2 separate regions of the Homo sapiens genome follow, and region 2 is linked to region 1. Evidence: chromatin contacts called from ENCODE Hi-C data. All regions are on one chromosome and are shown on one strand. Each heading gives the region's core, a stretch centred on a gene start or an enhancer-like site at or near the end of the contact. The rest is flanking DNA. Distances are from core to core; before and after follow the strand shown. Region 1 holds the start of SH3RF3-AS1 (SH3RF3 antisense RNA 1). Region 2 has its middle 30 kb from the start of SOWAHC.

The links. A loop is a pair of places that touch in the nucleus more often than their neighbours do. Pooled maps may share reads with other maps.
Region 2: a loop to region 1 is called in a map of DLD1, with 8 times the contacts of the local background. The contact joins the enhancer-like site here to the promoter of SH3RF3-AS1 in region 1. A Hi-C loop is called at or near these places in 1 of 168 maps with a recorded cell type or tissue (DLD1), 2 of 37 single-sample maps with no recorded cell type and 2 of 50 pooled maps.

What each region holds. Positions count from the first base shown.
Region 1 is chr2:109,128,711-109,131,410 of GRCh38, forward strand. SH3RF3-AS1 (SH3RF3 antisense RNA 1) reads right to left here and starts at 1,409. Exons shown (of 1, transcript NR_029193.1): 1 at 1-1,409. It overlaps SH3RF3 (SH3 domain containing ring finger 3), which reads left to right and starts at 495. Exons shown (of 10, transcript NM_001099289.3): 1 at 495-1,403. The coding sequence starts at 831. It also overlaps a transcript of RANBP2 not described here. RefSeq lists silencers at 151-220, 231-280, 311-510.
Region 2 is chr2:109,643,429-109,646,128 of GRCh38, forward strand. It overlaps a transcript of RANBP2 not described here. Among named protein-coding and RNA genes, the nearest start is that of SOWAHC, 30 kb to the left of the region's middle. Within about 2 kb of position 1,328, at least 16 of the 41 ENCODE cell types and tissues checked have a DNase peak (open chromatin) inside an H3K27ac peak, as active enhancers do.

The sequences.
Region 1 (2,700 bases), core at 159-2,658:
AAGGCAGTCGGGATAACGCCGCCCAAACTTTCCTTCGCAGCAGCGTTGGCAGGAAACGTCCCTCTCTGAGGCTCACGAAAAGCCGAAAAAGACTCGGACGCTTGGAGGAGGCAGGGCCAAGCCTGCGCAGGAGAGGTTCCCCGGAGCCCTGGAGATGTCCTAGGGGACCAGGCTAATCGCCGGCTTGCGCCCAAGCGAAGGGAAGTCCTGCAGGCACGGCGCCTCCTTCCCTGAGCCCCGCAGTGACCGTGACCTCCGCGCGCACCCCCGCGCACGTGCTCGCGGCCGAGGAAGAGGAACGGTCCTGCTGAATCCTCTGGAGGACAGCGACTAGCGAGCAGGCCAGGGGCGCATGGAGGTGCCGCGGGGGCGGTGCGGCTCGCCAGCTGCGCGGAGGAGCGTGCACGCCGCGCCCCGGCCTCCCCGGGGACCTGGCCGGCCGCTGCCCGCACTTCCTGCCGCTGGTCTCCCAGGCGCGAGCCGCCGCTTGCAGCACAGAACCCGTTGAGCTTCGTGCCCGGCAGCACCCCCGGTCCCCCGCGCGGGGCGGACTTGCGGCGGGACAGGTGTAGCCCGCAGCCGCAGGCGCTGCGCTCAGGACTGGGCGGGCTCGGCTGGCCGGTCCCCGCCACGCAGGCCGGTCCCCGCCACGCAGGCCGGTCGGTGAGCCACTTCGCACCGCCACAGCCCTAGCATCGGGCCACCAGCCGGGGTGAAGAAAGTCACGGCGGAGCCCGGCTCCCCAGTCCTGATGCTGGCTGCCGGTGGCGGGCTCCACGCCGGCCCCGGGACCTAGGCAGCCGCGCGAGACCGCTGCGGGCGCCTCCCCCATGCTGCTCGGAGCGTCCTGGCTGTGCGCATCCAAGGCGGCCGCCGCTGCTGCGCAGAGCGAGGGCGACGAGGACAGGCCAGGCGAGCGACGGCGGCGTCGGGCGGCGGCCACCGCCGCGGGGGCGGGCGAGGACATGGACGAGTCGTCGCTGCTGGACCTGCTGGAGTGCTCCGTGTGTCTGGAGCGCCTGGACACCACGGCCAAGGTGCTGCCATGCCAACACACTTTCTGCCGCCGCTGCCTGGAGAGCATCGTGTGCTCGCGCCACGAGCTGCGCTGCCCCGAGTGCCGCATCCTGGTGGGCTGCGGCGTGGACGAACTGCCCGCCAACATCTTGCTGGTGCGACTGCTGGACGGCATCCGTCAGCGGCCCCGCGCGGGCACCAGCCCCGGCGGCAGCCCGCCCGCGCGTCCCATCCCAGGCCAGAGTGCGGCCCCCACGCTCGCGGGCGGCGGGGGCGGCGCGGCAGGCAGCACCCCGGGTTCCCCGGTTTTCCTCTCCGCGGCCGCGGGCAGCACCGCCGGCAGTCTGCGGGAGCTGGCGACCAGCAGGACCGCGCCGGCGGCAAAGGTGAGTATCTGTCTCGGCGGAAGTGGCCACGGCACGTGGGAGTGTGTGGGTGGGTGCTTGGGCGTGGGGGGCAGTGATGAGGTGCGGAGGAGACCACGGGTGGTCCTGCGTTGGCCCACTCCGCTGTTGCTCTTCCTCCAACTTCGCTTGCTTGGTGGCGGCATCCGGCCCCTGGGCAGCTCGCCGCTTGTTCACGTGTGTCCCATCCTCCTGTGGAGTGGGCACGCCTTCCTGTCCCGTCGCTCACCCCCGATTCCTTGGCCGGACTTGTTACCCTGCCTCTTAAACTTAGCATCGCCCTTGCGTCTCCCTAGAAACGGGGACCTTCTTCCTCTGGGTCCCCAGACACTCCCTCTGCACACCCTGGGCCTGCCTAGAGAAAAGTTAGCCCTTAACGTTTCTGACAGGGCTCTGATGGCTGCTCTGGGAAGCCCGCGGGCCTCCTGCCTGCGGTGTGGCTAAGGAGGGGAGGGCAGAAGGCAGAGTGGGACTGGGGTTTGGAGGAATGCTTCTAGTAGTCTGGAAGGAGTTAATCTGGAGGCCCCAGGAGCCTTTTGACCCAGCCCTTTTGGACTTGGCAGTGTCTAACCAGAAGCCAAGGTCTTCTCCTGGGCTCCCAGGCAGGGTTGCATTCCCACGGGGGTCATTTATATTTATTATTATTATTTTTGGTACAGCCGCATTTTAGGGCCTTCGCTGCTTCTGTTTTAGACGAAAGATCTTCTCTGGATGGCTTCAATGATTTGGTTTTAAAAGCTTCTTACAGCTTCTTATTACACACCCTTGCCACCTTGTGAACAGTTACCAGGAGAGAGGGCATGGGATGCTGGTTTAAATGAGAAAAGAAAGGACCCGGGTTTTGTTAATTTCTTTAAATGGAGAAAAGCACTTAAATGTTAAAAAAAATACATTATCTATTGGAATAATCATTTGCTTTAGAAACACAACTTTATTCCTCTACTTTTGACCATTTAAGGAGTTGGTGATGCCTAGTCCTTCCACTATGTGTAATCCTGAAATGCTGGGAACATTCTAGCACCTGGATTAGGCAGTACTGCAAATCTCTAAGGTTAAGGTTAGGAACTTAAACCCTTGGATGTTGAGCTTGAGTTAAATGCCATACTTTGCTGCAATGGGTTTTTTTTTCTATGGATCAGGAAGAATGGGGACAGTCAAGGATAGTCACTGGGGGTCACTTGGGGGGCACTGCTGAAGGGGAATTTTTTTCTTTGGTTTTAATTGTGATTAAATCCAGCTAAATGCTTGCGTTAGAAATTTTCAAACTTTTCCTTCCTGG
Region 2 (2,700 bases), core at 78-2,577, 510 kb after region 1:
CTTAAAGACCTTGCTGATAAAGCAGGTTGCAGTAAAGAAGCCTGCCAAAGGCTGGGCGCAGCGGCTCACACCTGTAATCCCAGCACTTTGGGAGGCCAAGGCTGGCAGATCACCTGAGATCAGGAGTTTCAGACCAGCCTGGCCAACGTGGTGAAACCCCATCTCTACTAAAAATACAAAAAAAAAATTAGCCAGGCGTGGTGGCACGTGACTGTGGTCCCAGCTACTTGGGAGGCTGAGGCAGGAGAATCACTGGAACCCAGGAGGTGGAGGTTGCAGTGAACTGAGATCACACCTCTGCACTCCAGCCTGGGCCACAGAGTGAGACTCCCTCTCAAAAACAAACAAACAAACAAAAAACCCTGTTTCCTGAATGCTTGGGGAGACTCATTTGAGTAATAATAGAACTCTGGGCTGGGCTCAGTGGCTCACACCTGTAATCCCAGCCCTTTGGGAGGCCTAGGCAGGCGGATCACGAGGTCAGGAGATCAAGACCAGCATGACCAACATGGTGAAACCCCATCTCTACTAAAAATACAAAAATTAGCCGGGCATGGTGGCAGGCGCCTGCAATCCCAGCTACTCGGGAGGCTGAGGCAGGAGAGTCGCTTGAACCCAGGAGGCGGAGGTTTCAGTGAGCTGAGATCGCACCACTGCACTCCAGCCTGGGCGACAGAGTGAGACTCTGTCTCAAAAAAAAAAACAAAAAAACAAAAAAAAACTAAAAACTTAGCCAGGCGTGGTGGTGCACGCCTGTAGTCCCAGCTACTCCGGAGGCCGAGGCAGGAGAATCTCTTGAACCCAGGAGGTGGAGTTTGCAGTGAGCTGACATCACGCCACTGCACTCCAGCCTGGGCAACAGAGTGAGACTCGTCTCAAAAAAAAAATCAGACTCCAGTCTCCTGCACAGCTGACTCTGCACGAATTTCTCTTTCACTATTGCAATTTCCCTGTGTTGATGAATCTACTCTGTCTAGGCAGCTGGCGAGGTGAATGCCTCGGGCGGTTCCAATGGTATTGAAAACCATGGCCTCTTATCAGATCACTAAGGTAGAGAATATGGTTAAAGAAAAGTAGTTTGTGTTAGAGTTGGGGTTTTTCAGAATCTAAAGAAAAATTGCTTAAAAACTGTCTGCAAAATAGCTCCAAGGGAAAAAAAGAATAGAAAAGAAAGTGGGCTTTTGTAGTAACCACATTCAGAACTGTGAACTGGCTCCTGTGTTCTCTTTATCCCCAAGGGCATGTGAAACACTGTTTTCCCGGGCAGTCACAGCAAGGCTGCCTGGATGAGGCCGCTGGGACTGGAATGTCAGCCTGCGGCCTGCCCTCCACTTTTCTTAGCGGAGCTGTCATCTAAACCTGGACCTTGTTTTCTGCCCTGCCTCCCCCCGGCTGCTTGTCAATATTTGCTTTCTAGATCACAAGATCCTAAGCCCCAAGGCCTGTCACTTTAAACAACCAGAAGAGGAAGTCAACAATAACCACTCTGGTGAAGCTGTCTACTTTAGGGACGTTTCCCTAGTTGGTTTGCTCCTGCGAGTTCCCACTCCCAGGAAAAGCACTGCAGTGCTAACTGAGCAGCTTTGTTTGCCTCCCGACTGTGTGGCCCCCAGCAACTATGCCAGGATTCACAAGCCAGCGGGATCCTAAATGTCTGTGTGCATGGCAGCAAGGTTGCTCTTCAGCCTGTTGGCAAAATTCTCCCACAGCACTTTTATTTCTCAGGCACGCCTTCATGGGCCCCAGAAATTAATTCCTTGACGGCTGTTGTGGAGCCTTAGTTGCCAGCGAGAGGCAACCAAGGTTTAAATGTAAATTAGCTTACAGAGTGAAGGGAGGTTGCAAATACCCCTCCACTTAGTACGTAAATTCAGCAACCTTAATCTAGAACAGCAAGGAGTCTTAGAATTGGCACAGAGTGGGCACCCAGCCCCTTCTGGCCAAATCCCTGATGAGAGATGCCTGAAATTCACCCTTTCAGCCTGAGATTTTGTTCTCTGTGTAAAGCCAATTGTTGCTGTCATTAGTAAGCGAAACTACGCCTTACAAAAGTAAATGCGGGTCCTCCTCAGTTTGCTTCTGAAAGAAGGCTTTCCGGGGAGATGTGCTAAACAAACCAAGCCTGGCTGTACCTGCAAGCTCAGGCTGCCACATGGTCTGAAGCTTGGATTCCTGAGAGGTGCGACAGGCTCAGGGTCCCCTGCCTGGACTCAAGAGTCAGCCTGTCTAGACTGGAATTCCCGACCCTTCACTTAAATATGTGGACAAACCTCTTTCTGCCTCAATTTCCTCATCAGTCAAAAATAGTTATTACTAGTGCCTACCTCCTAGAGCTGCTTGGAGGTTAGAATCTGTGAACATAGATGAAGCTGTGTCTATACCCGGTAAGTCCAGCATGAGTGTTCATTGTAATTATTTGATTATGGCTGTCTCCCACATACTGGCTCTCAGGGGTGCGCCATTCCCATTTCAAACTCTATGCTCGGAGTGTAGACAAAACTCTCAACGCAGCCAAAAAAGGCTGAAATGCTCATGAAAACTTCACAGACACCAGGGAGAACTCAAGGGAGCTAAAGTCAAAGGAAACGTGAAGCCTGACACCAGCTGAGCTCTACCGGCTGGGGCCGGAATGCTGTCCCCAACCTTCCCTCCTCCGGCATTTGGTCCTTCTGAGGCAATCTACCATGCTCTCACCCTAGG